4 separate regions of the Homo sapiens genome follow, and all the other regions are linked to region 2. The links are chromatin contacts, found by Hi-C or POLR2A ChIA-PET in ENCODE. All regions are on one chromosome and are shown on one strand. The core of a region is the stretch at or near the end of the contact, and the rest is flanking DNA. Distances in the headings are between cores, read along the strand shown.

Region 1 (2,700 bases), core at 9-2,508, 5.8 Mb after region 2:
CACCTCCCGGGTTCAAGTGATTCTCCTGCCTCAGTCTCCCAAGTAACTGGGATTACAGGCACCCGCCACCAAGCCCGGCAAATTTTTGTATTTTTCATAGACACGGGGTTTCGCCATGTTGGCCAGGCTGGTCTCCAACTCCTGAGCTCAAGTGATCCTCCTGCCTCGGCCTCCCAAAGAGCTGGAATTACAGGCGTGAGCCACCGCACCCGGCCTCAAGTAAATTTTTGTGTGGACAAACATTTTTATTTCTCTTGGGCGCGCAGACACCTAGGAGTGGAGTTGATGGGTTTTATGGAGACTCCAGGGCTCGTGGTTTGAGGAACCGCCGGGCTTTTTCCACAGCAGCTGCGCGGTTGTTCCCACCAGCCGTCTAGGACGGTTCCTTGCCTGGCTTGGACTAGTTGGTTTCGCTGCTGGGCCTTTTCCCCAGTGGCCCCAATAGGGGCTGCAGAGTGAGGCAGGCACAGTCCTCACCGCCGCCTCCGGGGGCCCTGTTGTCCCGGGCGAGCTCCGGGGACCTCTCTCCTTCCCCGCGCCCCTCAAATACCAAGCTGACCCTGGTCCCGGGATCTAGGCTCGCCTTCAGGGGCTGCTCTCGACTGGCCGTGCCCATGGGCTGGTCGCCTCTCTGTGCCTCAGTTTCCTCTCCTGCAAAACAGAGGTAACATTTTTTACCTCCAAAAACAGAGGACTCAAGGAAGGCTAGAAATGAAACAAGAGAAGAGAACAAAATCAAAATCCCCAACGAGAAAACAAAACCCTGTTTTTCTGGTGTGTGTGTGCGTGTGTATTTTTTCTTTCCCTTTTCCTCCTTTCTGTTTTTTGCTTGTTTTCTTCCGTCTCTCTTTTCATTCCTTTATTTCCTTTCTGCTAAAAGTGACACCCTCCGGGATTATACAGATTTTAGAGCCAAAGGCAGGTGGGAGCCGCACCTGGCGCGCGTGGCGAGGGGAAGGAACTGCACGGGCGCAGGGACACAGTTCCCCCACTTTGCAGGGGCGTTTTCTGCTGGTGGGTGCAGCCCAGCTCCGCCCCGCCCCGCCCCGCCCCGGCCCCTACGTCCCGCGCTCTGCGTTCCGCTCTCCCGCCAGTCTAAGGCGCGGACACAAAGGTCCTGTCCGGGCCACTCCCGCCCCGCCCGCCCCCACCGTCCCGGGCTCCCTCCCGCAGCCCCATTGGCCGGGAGCTCCTGGGGGCGGGGATCGGCGCCCCACCCCCCCTCGGGCCACGCCCCCTCCCCAGCTCCGCGCTCTCAGTCGGAGCGAAGCGGCTGGCGGAGCAGAACGGATTGCAGGGTAGGGAGCTCTTCTCGGGGACCCCAGGATAGGCGCCCCTGGCCCGCGGCCCCGGGAGCCGCAGGGGTGGGGCCTCGGCCTCCTCTGCCTCCATCGTCCCCCATCCTGCAGGGTCTTCTAGCTCGGCAGAGGAGGGCTCCGGGCTGGGTTTCTCGGGGCCTGTTTGGGGAACGCGGGTTGCTCCTCCCCAGGGGAAGGGGTGGGTGTGGCAACAGCGGCAAGGATTCTAGGCGGACGTCGGGTAGTACTTCCCGCCTGGCCACCTGTTCTCTGCGTGCAGGGGAAGCTCTTCCCGCCCTCCCCGCTGCTTTTGCCTTTGGGCGGGAGCCCTGGACGGGGGACTCGCCGGGCGGTGGGGCGAGGCGCGGGGGGCGTCGCACGCGGGAAGCAGAGCCACCCCCCGCCGGGCCTGGCCGCGCCAGCTGTGGCTCGAGGTTGGGACGGCGGCCAGGCCCGGCGGGGGAGGTGGGGAGCCGTCCTGGCGCCGCGCGATTAGCCGCATCTGGGGGAGGAGGAGCCGCCGGGCGCGCTGGGCCCGGGTGTTTGCGCCCGGATGGGGGTGGGGGTGCCTTAGGCGCTGGAGAAAAACTTCACCCGCGCCCACAGGCCCCCTTTCCGCAGGCTGCGCTGGCGGTTCAGGTTTGCAGGCCGGAAGTGAAATGTTCTTTTTTGATTTTTAAAAAGGAAGCCTCCGGCCCTATGGTTTTCTGGGGTTGGAGTGGATGTGTGTGCTGGGGGAGGCGGAGACGTCCCGCTCCAGGCAGGGCCTTGGGTCTTAATAGGTGGGGAAATCTCTGCCAAATAGGAGGCCTCTCGGAGCCTCAGTTTCCCCATCTGCAGACTGGGCTCTGACTTCTTCTGGCATGAGAGGGTGTGTGAGAGTAAAAGGAGGCAGCTAGCCCCGTGCCGGGAGACACGTAAGCTACTGTTTTTTAACTTGCTGTTTTGATATTTCTCAGTCTCTCTGTGCCCAGTCTTGCTTGCCCCTGTCATTTGCTGCCACTCTGAAGCCAGAGGGAACTTAGAAAAACAATCCGCTTAGATCTACCCCACGCTGAAAATCGTCCACCGAAGTCCCATTGTCGTCTAAGTCCCCAACTTCTCAGCAGGGCTTCCTGTTATCTTCCGCCACTACCTTCTCCAGCCTCTCTCTGCCTCTGTTCTCCCTCCCTTCGGGCCTTTGGCCCTCCTCTGGGCTCGGGGTCCTCCTTGGAGACCCCACCGCCCTCTGCACTCCCTGGGTGGCCTCGGTGATGACCGTGAGTTCTCGATGCTGGTCCCTTCAGGGCAAGAAAGAGGCGCAGAGCCCGGCTGGGAGTAGATGTTTTCAATGAGCTGAGCTAGGCCTGGCGTGGGGCCATGGGGTGGGGTTGAGGGTGGTTGACGGTGGGTCCCCTAGGTA
Region 2 (2,700 bases), core at 96-2,595:
AGTAGAGATGGGGTTTCACCGTGTTGCCCAGGCTGGTCTCGAGCTCCTGGCCTCAAGCAATCCGCCTGCCTCGGCCTCCCAAAGTGCCAGGATCACAGGCGTGAGCCATCGCATCCGGCACTAACCAACTTTTCATAGTTGGCTTTTGTGAAAGACCAACCTGAATGTATTCATTCAACCCATGCTTATTGAGTGTCTACTACGTGTCAGCCCAGTGCTAGGCATTGGAGAACAGCAACCCCAAACCAACATACAATTCCATTAGGGCCGGGCCTCATATGTTGCACTCGACATAGTATTCCCAGAGGCTAATGCAGTAGCTAAGGGTCTCAGCTTTGCTTTCCGTGATCACCTAAGTAACAACCCCTATTATTCTTTTAATTTAATTTAATTTTTTTTTTGAAAACAAGTCTCGTTCTGTCACCCAGGCTGGAGTGCAGTGGCGTGATCTCGGTTCACAGCAACCTCCGCCTCCCAGGTTCAAGAGATTCTCCTGCCTCAGCTTCCCGAATAGCTGGGATTACAGGCGCGCACCACTGCACCCGGCTAATTTTTTGTATTTTTAATAGAGACAGGGTTTCACCATGTTGGCCAGGCTGCTCTTGAACTTCTGACCTCAGGTAATCCGCCCGCTTCTGCCTCCCAAATCGCTAGGATTACAGGCATGAGTCACCAAGCCCAGCCAATTTTTATATTTTTAGTAGAGACAGGGTTTCACTATGTTGGCCAGGCTGGTCTCGAACTCCTGATCTCGTGATCCGCCCGCCTCGGCCTTCCAAAGTGCTGGGATTACAGGCATAAGCCACCGGGTCCGGCCTAATTTTATTTTTTTAAGAGACAGGTCTCACTATGCTGTCCAGGCTGGTCTCGAACTCTTCAGTTCAACGGATCCTCCCGCCTCGGGTTCCCAAAGTGTTAGGCTTACAGGCGTGAGCCACCGCACCCGGATCCCATTATTCTCTATTACATCGCCCCGCTCTTTTTCTTAATAGCGATTTTCATGTGTTACCAAATGGCAAGTTTCACTCCTGCCTGAATTTCCCCTTACCCCAAGTTTAAGCTACAATGGGGCAGGGAGCACGTCTTCCTGTTCATCACTGTATCTCCACCCCTGTAAGAGTGGCTAGCATATCACAGAAACCCAGTCAGTATTTCCTGGTCGACTGGATGTCGAGACATGCACATTTTTTCTACTGAAGTGAAAGCCCGCACAAATTAGGCCACGCCTTGGGGACTTCGATAGCCACGCCCCTCCCCTGTCCCTATAAGGAGGGAAAGGAGCCCAGCCTTGGCCCCGCCCCCGCCGCCGCGCAGGCGCTGACGCAAGCGCAGCAGGCGCGCGCTGTTTCCGGAAGTCGCGGCCGGCGTCACCGCTGCGGCTGCCTCAGCTACTGCCGCAGTCGCCGCGGAATTCGGCGAGTAGAACCGCTGAGGCGGGCGCGGGCCCGGGTGGGGCCAAGGTTCCGGCCACTCTGCAGAATGGAGATAATCAGGAGCAGTGCGTGTCCGCCGTACACCTCCCCGCCTCCCCACACCCGGCTGCCCCTGGCCTGCTAGGCCGAGACCATGGCCGGCGTGTTTGGCTGGGCCTGGGGCTGAGGCAGCCCCTCAGGGCTTTTCCCTCCTTAAGCCGGTGCGCCTCTTGGGGTCTTTTCCGGCTGCGGACCGTGCACCCTAGGAGCCTTGTACTTACTCCTCCAACCCCGGCACCATCCGGGGCCTTGTCCTTCTCCGGGCCGGGCACCCCCCGGGGCTTGTCCCCCCTGACCCATGCACCCCTCGAGGACTTGATTCCCCTCGCCCCGGTGCACACCTCCGGGACTTTTCCCCTTCCGGCTCTCAGCCTCGGGAGCTCCTCGGCCCTCCTTCCCTCTCCCCTTAGCAGGAATTCAGGCCACTGGTTCTGAGCCTCTTTTCGGTTTCTCCGCAGATTTTAAGAGTAATCTTCACAAAGTGTACCAGGCCATAGAGGAGGCCGACTTCTTCGCCATCGATGGGGAGTTTTCAGGTATCCCTCCCTTGCAAGCTCAGGCTAGCACTTTGCAGTGCATAGCCAAGGCTCCTTCAATCCCCCAGCCCCCAACTTCTTATGCTTGGTGGTGGCCTCTTGCTGTTAGTAGCCTTGGGCGGGTTTCACAGGTCTCAGTGTTACCCTTTAAACGTTTCAAAAGCACGAAAGAAATGAAGATACGCCGTAGGTTTGTGATTGGACTCAGGATCTCAGATAGAGATGATGGTTTTGATGCTGCTTAAAACAGTGCGGCGTGTACATTGCAGAGAGCTTGAGGATTAGGGTCAGACTGTTTTTTTTCTTGATTGTAAAATAGGTATAACATGAAATTTGCCATTTTAAGTGGCTTTACAGTTAAGTGGCATTAAGTACATTCACATTGCTGTGCAAACATCACCATCCATCTCTAGGACTTCTTCATCTTCACAGTCTGAAACTCTTTACACATTAAACTCCCCATTTCTCCTTTCGCCCAGCCTTTAGCAACCGCCATTTGTCTCTGAATTTGACTGCCCTTAACATCTCATATAAGTGGAATCTTACAATATTTGCCCTTTTGTGACCGGCTAGGGTCAGGTTTTTGCAGATAAATGAGATATTTCTTTATGCATTAGTGGACGTGTTCATTGCCTGCCTCAACAGGTGTGTATACAGGAAATACTTCACTGACACTTAAAGTTGCAAATTTT
Region 3 (2,832 bases), core at 84-2,583, 6.1 Mb before region 2:
CTGACTGACACGGTAAAACCCCGTCTCTACTAAAAATAAAAAATATTAGCCGGGCGTGGTGGCGGGCGCCTGTAGTCCCAGCTACTCGGGAGGGAGGCAGGAGAATGGGGTGAACCTGGGAGGCGGAGCTTGCAGTGAGCCCAGATCGCACCACTGCACTCCAGCCTGGGCGACAGAGCGAGACTCCATCTCAAAAAAAAAAAAAAAAAATAGACAAACATACAATACCTTTGGGGGTAAACAACCTTTATCCCACGTAAATGGCAATGCAGATATAATAAGCAAATGATATAGTAAGCAAATTGCAATGGGAAGGGGAGAAGGGAAAAAAAAAAAATATATATATATATATATATATTTACACGCACCAGACTATGTTGGATTCATCACCAGACCGGGAAGCAACAGCCTGGGCTCCAGAGTCAGCCACTTGTCCGTGCACAGAGGAGGAGGGGTCTCAAGAAGCTTCCGTGTGGCCTGGGACCCTGGCTCATTTTTTTTTTTTTTTTGAGACAGAGCCTCGCTTTGTTGCCAGGCTGGAGTGCAATGGCACGATCTCGGCTTACTGCAACCGCCGCTTCCCGAGTTCGAGTGATTCCCCTGCCTCAGCCTCCCGAGTAGTTGGGACTACAGGTGCGCGCCACCACGCCTGGCTAATTTTTTGCATTTTAGTAGAGATGTTGGTCAGGATGGTCTCCATCTCCTGACCTCGTGATCTGCCTGCCTTGGCCTCCCAAAGTGCTGGGATTACAGGCGTGAGCCACCGTGCCCGGCCGACCCTGGCTCTTTTTGTAATGCGTTGATTGGCATGAGGCCCAGTCACGAGGGCCCTTCTCGACTGGGCTCAAGGAACACATAAAGGTCAACTTGTTTCTGTGATTGTCTGTTTTTCAATAACTCAAGTACAGGTACAGAGTTATCTGTAACAGTGCTGGATGAATGAATGCCTCAAGGGGCTCATGCAACCTGTTACGGGACTTGACCATTGTGTCCACGTTCAATTGAGTTCAAATTTAATATTTAACTTTTCCTCCACAGTAGCTGGCAGAATTATAGGGAAGGCTGGAGGAACAGGTACCAAGGTTGGGTGGAAGAAGCTATATGGCTGGAGCCAGCTTCAAGGGCTTGAGGAGCCACCGACACCACTTCCAGAATGGCTGCTATGCTGCCTCTACTGGATTCAGGTTGCAGTCGGGAGGCGGGGCAGGAGGCGGGGCTTGGGCGGGTATCACTCCACCCCTTTCACGATTGCAGACCGGCCTTAGGACCTGGCGCAGCACGGAATGAGGCTTCGAGGCCGGCTAGGGGAGGCCGTCGCTCATATCCGACGTCACCAGTTCGCGCCGGCGATAGACGAGGACGCCAACAGCAGCGGAGAAACGTTTCTCTTTCCTCTCAGTTTGCGCACACCATGGCGGCCCCTGCCCAGCAGACTACTCAGCCTGGCGGCGGGAAGCGCAAAGGCAAGGCTCAGTATGTGCTGGCCAAGCGCGCTCGGCGCTGCGACGCTGGCGGGCCCCGTCAGCTAGAGCCCGGGCTACAGGGCATCCTCATCACCTGCAATATGAACGAGCGCAAGTGCGTGGAGGAGGCCTACAGCCTCCTCAACGAATACGGCGACGACATGTATGGGCCAGAAAAGGTACCGGTCCCGGGGTGGGCGGGCGGGCCGGCTGCCAGGCCTTGCGGGAGGAGGGAAGGGTGGAGGGATGGCTGCTGGTATGGGCATGCGCGCCTCGGGTCGTCGGCGTGACGGCTGTAGGGGCGTGGCCTCGCCGGCGTTTCCGTCCCTAGTCCTGAGACGCTCGCAGACTTCGGTGCTATCGGTTTTGTGCTTGAAGTGCTTGCACCTTTTCTTGCCATCAGTAACCACGGTAGCTCCCATTACTTTTATTTTTATTTTTGTGAGACAGGGTCTCGCTCTGTTGCCGAGGCTGGAGTGCAGTGGCGTGATGATAGCTCAGGGAAGCCTCGACTTCTCCTGTCTCAGCCTCCAGAGTAGCTGGGACTATGAGTGCGCGCCACCACTCTCGGCTAAGTTTTGTAAATTGTAGATAAGGGGTCTCACTGTTTGGCCCAGGGTAGTCCTAAACCCTACACTCAAGCGATCCTCCCGTCTCTGCCTCTCAAGGTGCTGAGATTACAGGCGCGAGCCACTGAGCCCGGCCTACCTCCCACTTAAGGATTGCTCATTGAGGGCCAGGCGGTGTGCTGAAGCTCTTTCAGAAACACATTTTTCATGACAGCCTCGTGAAGTTGGAGTAATAATGTGTTTACCTGAAGCAATAATATTTCTGAAATAATAGGTTTACTACTAATGCTAGTTACTGCACTTAAAATACATTTTAGAACGTAAAAACTTTTACCAATATCACCTAAAGTCTTAGTGTTTGGAAATCATATTACTGGCTTAGAATCTGGACCAATACACACACGCACACTGAGGGATTAAATGAAGAAGGGTAATACAGAGGGAATTTAAATTCACGGCTCATCCTCTACTAGCTTGGGGACTCGGACATGGGCACATTATTTGATGCTGCTGAGCTAGATAAAAAAGAGAATACTTTAAGACTGGCTAGTGAGTTGCTTATGTACATAAAATACATACTGGTATGTAATAAAGTTTCTGTAAATGTATACAATTATTATTGTGCCTGACTGGCAATTTCGTTGGGCACTAGGGGGCAGAGAGCTGGGCAACAAGCACATATCCTGTCTACTCCTGTACTTTAAGCAAATTCTTTTTTTGGAAGCGGTCTTGCTCTGTCACCCAAGGTGGAGGTTGGAGTACAGTGGCATGCTCTTGCTCACTGCAACTTCCACCTCCGG
Region 4 (2,700 bases), core at 119-2,618, 5.1 Mb before region 2:
TGCACTAATCACATTTCAAATGCTAACTAACCACACTTTTTTTTTTTTGGGGATGGAGTCTCGCTCTGTCACCCAGGCTGGAGTGCAGTGGCGCAAACTCGGCTCACTGCAACGCCACCTCCCTGGTTCAAGCAATTCCCTTTCCTCAGCCTCCCAAGTAGCTGAGATTATAGGCGCACACCACCACGCCCAGATAATTTTTTTTTTGTATTTTCAGTAGAGACGGGGTTTCACCGCGCTGTTTCAGGCAGCTTAGGTAGTGATGGTGGCCACACGAATGAAAAATCTGAGTCCTTGACCTTGAGGAGCTTATGGTCTAGTGGAGGAAAAAGAAAACATCCCACCCAACATTATTCATTAAGAACTAGCGCTTACGTAGCTCCTTCTGTAAATCGAGCAGTTTGTGTTTTTTTTTCCCCAATAATCCTTTTGCCCTCCTAAAATCAGGCAGTTTGCTAAGCACTTTTTGTGACTATCTGGTTCCATCTTCTTAACACCATCGAAATAGGTGCCATTATTATGCCCACTTTGCAGACAGGGTCATAAGTTAAATAATTTGCCCAACCTAAGTAACAAATACTGAGTAGAGCCACAAAGGAAGATGTGCTCAACTCCGCCTGGGGAGGTTAAGGAAGGTTTGAAGCAAGAAGGGACTAAAACCCGTTTGTCCACACCATGGTTACTGAACGTGTGGGCCACCGACTACCTACGTTAGGATTACCTGGGGTGCTCTTTTAAAAAGTGCAGATTCCCTGCATCCCAATTTGAAGCTCTGTGGGCGGGGCCTGGGAACCTCCGTTTATAACAAGATCCCCACCCCGGCCCCCGCCCCAGCAATTCCTTTCGGTTCACTAACCGAGGTTTAAGAACCAATGGTCCACACCGCATGGTTCTCTTTATTCAGCTTTCCCTCGCCGTTCCCTTGCCTTTAACCTCACTACGGATCGCGATTGGAGTCCGCGCTGCGTAACCTCGGGCCAGCCTCTCCGAGCCTCAGTTTCCCCATGCGTAAAATGCGGAGCCCGGGCCCGCGGAGCCGCTGCCCGGCGGCCCCGCCCGTCAGCCGACAGGCGCACAGTGGGCGCTCCCCAAACGCGGCCCCCGTCCGGCCGCCCGGGTCCCGCCCCTCTCGGCCAGCCCAGGTTTCCTACCCTTGCAGATCTGCTCCCACAGATTCTTGCTTGACGGCTCGGTGACCTGCCACGACGAGACAGGCAGCTCGCGGGACGCGAGAGACACGGTGGGCACCGGCGTCCGGGTGAACGACGAGTCTGTAGAGCAGCTGGGCTTGAGGCGCACTATGTGGCTGGGGATTTGCCGCGGTGCCGCCATGGCCGCGGTTTCCACGGTAACCGCGTTCGCCGGAAGGCCGCGACCCGGAAGAAGCCGGAACCCGAGAGGGTGGGCCGGCGACTCGAAGTGGACTTCCGGGTCACGGCGGAGCTGGCTCTCACGTGGAGGCGGGGAAATTTCGCCCACCGGTGAGTGCCAGGGCGCGTTGCAGGCGGGCCGGCGCGGGGTGTGGAGATTGCACCAGAGGAAGTGCGCGGCGGGGAAGATGGGGAAATGCGGTCCACCCACATCCCTGAATCCGACCCCTCCAGTCGGTGTGCGCCCGCTCCGGCCTGAGGCCGCCGCCTCCAGAAAGTTTTCCCGCCTCAGAGCCGGCCCTGGGACCCCACGTAATCCCTCCCAGTCTGTTGATGCGGAGGCTTGGGCCCATGGGAGCCTTGGAGGTACGGATCTTACTTCCTGGCTCCCGCGCGTCCTGCTGGTGATCCTGCCGGGGGAGTGGGGTGTTGCTGCACAGGCTTTGGAGTCCTGTGGGCGGAATTCCAGTCTCCGTTTTCCACTTGCTGGCTTTGGAACCTAGGGCAAGTGAATTATTGTAGTCTCTGGAGCTTGCGAGGTCGGGTATTCACAAAGATCTTCACAAGGCTGTCCCTGGAATTTAAAAGCGGTTTTGGAGAAAGCGTTTGCGTTTGCAGGAGATGCACTGTAACGTTCTTTTCCTTTCTCCTTGAAAGAGTGAATGCATTTGGTCGCAGGGCTAAAGAGGAGGATGCTATACTTTTCTAAATGGCAAGAGATGGGGAGAGAAGGGGATTAAGAGTTGACCCGCAACCTCCCGGTGGATTCTTTGTTCTTACCAGATCTCTTGGCCACTCCCCTATTCTGAAGTCGTCTTGGCTCTCTTGACTGCTCCCCTATTCTGAAGTCGTCTTGGCTCTCTTGACTGCTCCCCTATTCTGAAGTCGTCTTGGCTCTCCTGACTACACTATTTCAAGGTTTGCACCTTCTTCTTTGCAAGCTCCTTTATCTCTGCCCACTTATTTAAATGCCAATACAATAGTCCCCCTCCCCCATTATCCGCGGGCAGTACGTTCCTAAACCCCCAGTGGATGCCTGAAACCACAGACAGTACCGAACCCTAAATATAACTGTTTTTTCTTGTGTATACTATCTATGAGAAAGTTTATAAATTAGGCACAGTAGGGCCGGGCGTGGTGGCTCATGCCTGTAATCCCAGCACTTTGGGAGGATGAGGCGGGCGGATCACCTGAGGCCAGTAGTTGGAGACCAGCCTGGCCAACATAGTAAAACCCCGTCCCTACTAAAAATACAAAAATTAGCCGGGCGTGGTGGTATGTGCCTGTAATCCCGGCTACTCGGGAGGCTGAGGCGTGAAAATTGCTTGAA

Evidence for each region. A loop is a pair of places that touch in the nucleus more often than their neighbours do. ChIA-PET counts read pairs that join two places held with the same protein, here RNA polymerase II (POLR2A). Pooled maps may share reads with other maps.
Region 1: a loop to region 2 is called in a pooled map, with 20 times the contacts of the local background. The contact joins the promoter of CARHSP1 here to the promoter of PARN in region 2. A Hi-C loop is called at or near these places in 9 of 50 pooled maps. POLR2A ChIA-PET finds 5 or more read pairs at or near these places in 2 of 52 experiments (AG04450 and Caco-2).
Region 3: a map of CD8-positive, alpha-beta T cell shows a loop between it and region 2 (7-fold over the local background). The contact joins the promoter of THUMPD1 here to the promoter of PARN in region 2. A Hi-C loop is called at or near these places in 2 of 168 maps with a recorded cell type or tissue (CD8-positive, alpha-beta T cell and naive thymus-derived CD4-positive, alpha-beta T cell) and 5 of 50 pooled maps.
Region 4: a loop to region 2 is called in a map of gastrocnemius medialis, with 20 times the contacts of the local background. The contact joins the promoter of IQCK here to the promoter of PARN in region 2. A Hi-C loop is called at or near these places in 1 of 168 maps with a recorded cell type or tissue (gastrocnemius medialis) and 8 of 50 pooled maps. POLR2A ChIA-PET finds 5 or more read pairs at or near these places in 1 of 52 experiments (activated CD4-positive, alpha-beta T cell).

Annotation. Positions count from the first base shown.
Region 1 is chr16:8,867,564-8,870,263 of GRCh38, reverse strand. It overlaps CARHSP1 (calcium regulated heat stable protein 1), which reads left to right and starts at 1,258. Exons shown (of 4, transcript NM_014316.4): 1 at 1,258-1,298. It overlaps CARHSP1-DT (CARHSP1 divergent transcript), which reads right to left and starts at 983. Exons shown (of 2, transcript NR_186721.1): 1 at 936-983; 2 at 225-651. RefSeq lists a silencer at 936-1,895 and an enhancer at 2,036-2,095.
Region 2 is chr16:14,628,905-14,631,604 of GRCh38, reverse strand. PARN (poly(A)-specific ribonuclease) reads left to right here and starts at 1,345. Exons shown (of 24, transcript NM_002582.4): 1 at 1,345-1,498; 2 at 1,931-2,008. The coding sequence starts at 1,480. RefSeq lists enhancers at 809-1,331, 1,332-1,853, 1,854-2,377.
Region 3 is chr16:20,740,319-20,743,150 of GRCh38, reverse strand. It overlaps THUMPD1 (THUMP domain 1 NAT10 acetyltransferase adaptor), which reads left to right and starts at 1,333. Exons shown (of 4, transcript NM_017736.5): 1 at 1,333-1,642. The coding sequence starts at 1,412. It also overlaps a transcript of ACSM3 not described here. RefSeq lists enhancers at 1,258-1,527, 1,538-1,587, 1,888-2,027, 2,058-2,147.
Region 4 is chr16:19,716,939-19,719,638 of GRCh38, reverse strand. IQCK (IQ motif containing K) reads right to left here and starts at 1,368. Exons shown (of 9, transcript NM_153208.3): 1 at 1,152-1,368. The coding sequence starts at 1,332. KNOP1 (lysine rich nucleolar protein 1) reads left to right here and starts at 1,412. Exons shown (of 5, transcript NM_001012991.3): 1 at 1,412-1,481. RefSeq lists an enhancer at 1,159-1,488.